Linked DNA regions of Homo sapiens: region 2 is linked to region 1. A link is a loop called in an ENCODE intact Hi-C map of the cell type or tissue named here. Cell type or tissue: endothelial cell of umbilical vein. All regions are shown on one strand. Links, peaks and the distances in the headings refer to the core of each region. The heading gives the core; the rest is flanking DNA. Region 1 has its middle 65 kb from the start of KTN1-AS1. Region 2 overlaps KTN1 (kinectin 1).

Evidence for each region. Peaks named below come from ENCODE experiments on the same cell type or tissue, not always from the same donor. Only the 100,000 strongest peaks of a DNase experiment are listed, where the experiment ranks them.
Region 2: a loop joins it to region 1, with 5 times the contacts of the local background. A loop is called at or near these places in 1 of 110 quality-filtered maps.

The regions. Positions count from the first base shown.
Region 1 is chr14:55,513,477-55,516,397 of GRCh38, forward strand. No RefSeq gene overlaps it. Among named protein-coding and RNA genes, the nearest start is that of KTN1-AS1, 65 kb to the right of the region's middle. In endothelial cell of umbilical vein, for the core only: no CTCF peak of the experiment used is centred there; a DNase peak (open chromatin) is centred at 1,515; H3K27ac peaks cover 939 bases.
Region 2 is chr14:55,599,831-55,602,751 of GRCh38, forward strand. The region is part of intron 1 of KTN1 (kinectin 1); the gene reads left to right. Among named protein-coding and RNA genes, the nearest start is that of KTN1, 21 kb to the left of the region's middle. In endothelial cell of umbilical vein, for the core only: no CTCF peak of the experiment used is centred there; a DNase peak (open chromatin) is centred at 1,411; H3K27ac peaks cover 1,657 bases.

The DNA.
Region 1 (2,921 bases), core at 129-2,628:
TAGAATCATCATATGATCTAGGAATTCCATGTCTGGGTATATATCAAAAAAAGTTGAAAGCAAAGATGCAAACAGATATTTGTTTGTTTTATAACTTTTATTTATTTATGTATTTTGAGACAGGGTCTCACTCTGTTACCCAGGCTAGAGTGCAGTGGCGCAATCACAACTCACTGCAGGCTTGACCTCACGGCCTCAAGTGACCGTCCCACCTCAGTACCACCGCCGCCACCCCGCCCCACCACCCACTCGCAACGAGTAGTTGGGACTACAGGTCCATGCCTCTACGCACAGCTAATTTTTGTATTTTGTGTAGAGATAGGGTTTCGCCATGTTGCCCAGGCTTGTCTTGAACTCCTGGGCTCAAGTGATCCAGCCACCTTGGCCTCCAAAAGTGCTGGGATTACAGGCATGAGCTACTGCGCCCAGCTTAACTTTTATTTTAGGTTCAGGGGTTTACATGTGCAGATTTGTTACATGGGTAAATTGCCTATCCCTGAGGTTTGGCGTATGAATGATTCTGTCACCCAAGTAGTGTGCATAATAGCCAACAGGTAGTTTTTCAATCCCCCACCATGCCCTCCCCGTCAAGTAGTCCCCAGCGTCTATTGTTCCATGTTTGTGTTCATGTGTGCTCAATGTTTAGCTCTCACTTATAAGTGAGAACATATGGTATTTGGTTTTCTGTTCCGGCATGAGTTCACTTAGGATAATGGCCTCTAGCTGCAGCCATGTTGCTGCAAAGGACGTGACTTCATTCTTTTTTATGGCTGCATAGTGTTCTATGGTATATATGCACCACATTTGCCTCATCTGGTCCACCACAAACAGATACTTGTGTACCAATGTTCATAGTGGCATTATTCACAGTAGCAAAAATGTGTAATCAACCCTAATGCCCATGGAAAGATGAATGAATAAATGAAATGGGATGTAAACATACAAAGAAATAGTATTCAGCCTTAAGGAATAAAATTCTGAAACATGCTACAACATGGATGAACCTTAAAGATATTATGCTAAGTGAAAAGCCAGTTACAAAGGACAAATACTGTATGATTCCACTTATATAAGGTACCTAGAATAATCAGATGTCTTTCTTCATAGGGACAGAAAGTAGAGCAGTGATTACCAGGTGCTGGGCGCAGGGGACAATGAGGAGGAATACATGTGAACAGTTTCAGTTTGAGATAATGAAAAAAAAAAAAAGAGATAATGAAAAAGTTTCGGAGATGGATAGTGGTGGTGGCTGCAGAATGGTATGAATGCACTTAATGCCACTGAATAGTAGGCTTAAAATGTTAAATTTGATATATATTTCACCACAGTAAAAGACCTCTAAAATTACATTATATACATCTGGATCTGACTAATCTATCTCCTTTTAACAATGTACATGAAAAGAAGTAACAAGAGTAGTAAATGCTTAGACTTAATGTTTCCTAAGTGCTTTGTATATATTCCTGTAATCCTTCCAACACCAGTAATGAGTCAGCTTCTGTTATGTTCTCCAATTTACAGCTAAGGAAATGGAGACAGAGAAAGGTCAGGTGACTTGCCAAGGGTCACACAGCTAGTGAGTGGTGAAGCCAAATCAAACCCAGTCCGTGTAGCGAGACTGCCCCTGCACCCACTGTGGCATGCCGCCTCTCCGATCCTGTAATGCACAAATAAGAGTGCAAGTGGGGCAGCTCACCGAATGTGATCTGCTGTTCTGCTGCGCTGCAGCTCTTTCATGTCCTCAGTTGACAAGCTCTGACTTGGAGAAGGCCTGCAGCCTTTGAGCAGTGAGGAGTGGATTATTCTAAACTGTCTCCGAGATCGGGCTCGCAGATTGTTAAACACCGATGTGCGCTTTGCATGGGGCTCCTCTGGGATACGCGTAATTTAAATTACGACATGAGCATTTCATTTTGTATTGGCTGGTACACAGTAAATGGAGCAAGCGGGAGCCGGCTGATTTCCAGAGAGACAGAAAACTCGAAAACTGCAGCTGAGAGTCATTTATTCCCTCCATTCCACAGTGTTCTCTCACTGAAGTGCAGAAATCAGACTGACATACGATGGCCGGCCCTTCCATCTCTGGAGGATGCAGCACTCCAGAAAGGCAAGCAGGGTTGGAGAAGGGGCCCGGATCTGCCCTGGAAATTAGCCAGGAAGAGTCATGGACCCTGCTGTGCTTTGCCATGATTTCAGGATCCCTCATCCCAATCAACTAACAGGAGGGGAACTGAGTCCCATCATCACATGCGGTTACCTCACCCTATCAAGCCATTATCTGTGAAACTTTTCGTTATTTTTGTTGTTGTTGTTGTTGTTGTCGTTGTGATAATACTAAGAGCTGATATCGAGAGCTGACTACATGCCAGGCATTGTACTAAACACTTTATGCATCTCATGTCATTTCCACCCCACCACAACCATCTGAGGGAGGCATTGTTCTTACCTGCGTTTTACAGGCTGGGAGGCCCAGAAAGGTTAAGAAACTGCCCAAGTTCACACACAGAGACCGAGCCAGGATTCAAATCCTGGTCTTTTTGAACCTGTTGCCTATACTCCTAACTGCTAAGTTATGCTTTTTGTTATAAAAGAAGAACGTATTTACATTAATTCTCTGATAGATGGAGAAAAAAAGAGGTAAGATTCTGTTAGGTTGAAAAGGCTGTTCTGTAGGTCAAAACAGTAAACCATTGGCAATTTAAGAGTTCAATCTAATAATTTGCAGCGGAGCAACTGATGAATTTTCTCTTTCATACCCTGGACATGGTAATGGGACTAATATATGTAAAGTTATGAATTGCTGTTAAATTTTGTCATCATCCTGAAAACAAAAGTATCCCTTGATAGCTGGGTTGGAACCCTGGGGTCACCCTTCTCTGTATAGTCTTGATAGGAAAGGAAGTCCCCAGGGTAGGACAGGG
Region 2 (2,921 bases), core at 315-2,814, 87 kb after region 1:
CTTTGGAAAAGCAAACAAGCTTTCTCTTGTGTCTTTTTCTCTTTTGTGTCAATACTACTTATTAAATCTATTTTTTTAACTTAGTGATTTGAAATGGCACTGTGATAATATACCAAACTTTTTGTGTGTATATGGGCTATTTTGCCTTTAATTGGGTGTTCTTGGACAAGAATTAAAAATTCTTATTTACATAAGCAAAACTTTTTCAGTAGTCATTTTTGATAGTATTTGATGTTCTAATTTACATTTCATGTTCAGTTTGTGAGATGTTTTAGGTATTATGTCTCTTCTGGGGATAAGCAAGAATATCCCCAGAAGAGACATAATACCTAAAACATCTGATCATTTTAGTACTTCCATTGTTGAGTGACCTAAGGTGATACACCTAAGAGTTATTTTATTAATATTTTATTAATTAACCCATTATGTTCAACTTTAATACCCTAGCTAAACTTTTCCAAAGGATGATAAATTTTTGTGAATGATAAATTTTGAAGTAAGTTTTTCTATTTGCTGCTAAATTTAATTTCATTAAGTTTAAGCATCAGTTATTAAGACTACCCTGTGGTAGTGGGATTGGACAGATTTGTTATGGTTAGGGTAGAGCTAGGACCACTGGGAGAAGTTATAGGATGATGTGATTTTGGATCAAAACTAAAAAGAACTTGTCTTTCCAAAGAATAAAAGGGGTTTATGGGAGGTATTCATCCCTGCTTTTCAAACATAGGCTGGCTGCCTGTTGAGCTGGGTCTAATCTCTGAGTGGCTAGTTGGATTAGATGGCCCTTTCTTACTCAGAAATCTTATGAAAGGAAAAGCAGGTCAAGATGGTAGATTTTAAGGGGAGGAAAGCTTCTGTACATGGTGTAGCTGTTTTACGGTATGAATTTCATGTTGTAGTGTTAATTTTTGAACAGTTTTGATGACATGTTCTTTTGTCTTCAAAAACTGATTTTATGTGATTTGAAAACTGATTTGAAAGACTATTTTAAAAAGTTATTACTTTTTTGGTATTAAAGCTTTCAGTTTGTCTAATTATAAATTAGATTTTTTTTTTTACCGAATAAACTTTTAACCAGATTATTTCCCATGGAAGTGTTTTTAAATGAGCAGTGCCTTTTCCTGAGAAAATGGGCTGGTTTGGGCATGATGAGTAAGCAAAAGTCTAAAAGATACTTTCAGCAGCTATGACCTCTGCAATTCCTTTTCAGTTTCTTGGGAAAGCTGTTCAAATGGATTGATCTATTCTCATATTAAAGGGAAAAAAGTTTGATTAAAAAATAGAAGTCTCATTTGTTGTGACATGATACCTAATGGAGAAATTAAATTTCATTACTCATTTCTGGCATTAGTTGTATTCATTTCACATTGGGTTAGCAGTACTTTAGAATGGATATTGCTGAAGTAAGTGGTGTGTTAATAAGATGTGAGTCATAGAAATAACTGTGTTGCAGTTTAAAAGGAGAAATTGTACCATAGCTTTGAAATTTTAGTGTGGTCTATAAAGTTAATCTTAGAAAAGATACTGTAAATGGGATTCCCATGTTGGGGAATTCCAATGTTTGGATTTCCTGGATTGTTTTGTCTTTTGCTTGCTTTGAATGTTTTTCCTCTTATTTTAAAAGATAATTGTATAATTGCGTTGTGCACTCCGGGGCCATTATACTTTTGGTGTAGTGACTGAGTAGGACAATAGGAATTTAGATGAGTTTTTGCGTTTTGATGGCCGTTTCAGGAAATGGTTAATGCTTTGTCTATTTTTCTCATTGAATTTTTTGTTTTTTCAAAATGATTTGTAGAGTCATTTATTTTTAAAAATTCTTACTGCAAATGGAATATACTTACAAACATTTAAACATATAGAACTATGTAAAATGAGCCTATTTTCTTGTGTTTTGAAGTGCTTTATATTTTTTCTTTTTTTCAGGTAGATTTTCGTTCCGTCACCCAGGCTGGAGTGCAGTGGTGTGACCTTGGCTTGCTGCAACCCTTTGCCTCCTGGGTTCAAGTGATTCTCATTGCCTCAGCCTCCTAAGTAGCTGGGATTACAGGTGCGTGCCACCGCACCCAGCTAAGTTTTGTATTTCGGTAGAGACAGGGTTTTATCATGTTGGCCAGGCTGGTCTTAAACTCCTGCCTCAAGTGATCCACCCGCTGTGGCCTCTGAAGGTGCTGGGAGTACAGGTGTGAGCCACCACGCCCGGCCCTCAAGTGCTTTATATTTTTTCTTATGTTTGAAACTTTATTTGGATGTTTTTAGTTGATTTGAATGATACAGCCTTCTACTGATTAGAAATAACTTAGAGCAAACTAAATTTTTGTATGTATTTAGATTTGTTTTAGATTTTGAGTTCAATTTTATTTTCTTTATCACACTGCAGTATGTTGCTGCCTTGCTATATTAGTTGAAACCATTTACTGTCTCATAGAATTATATGCATGTCTGTGTAAATAGAGAATAAGTGCTCTGGAACTTTAGGAGGAGAACTAGCTGTAGACATGGTACTTGAGCTGGAAGAGTAGAACCATATGGAGGCTCAAGTTAGGATTTTTGCTCTAGTTAGGTTTGTAGATACTATATACTTCCTTTCGCAGTGAGATTATAAATTCATTTAAAGTCGGCAAATTTATTTGTGAACACTGTCAAATACCCTGCATTCAAAAACTTCAGTGGAAGATTAAAGTGAGTGCAACTTACAAAGAATGAAAACTACAGCAATAATTAAAATGTGTTTTATAAGACCTTCAACACTGTCTTTTTTTTTTTTTTGAGAGAGGGTCTCCCTCTGTCGCCCATGTTAGAGTGCAGAGGTGAAATCATGGCTTACTATAGCCTTGAGCTTCTGTGCTCAAGCGATCTTTCTGCCTTATTCTTCCAAGCAGCTGGGACTACAGGTGCATGCCACCACGTCTAGCTAATTT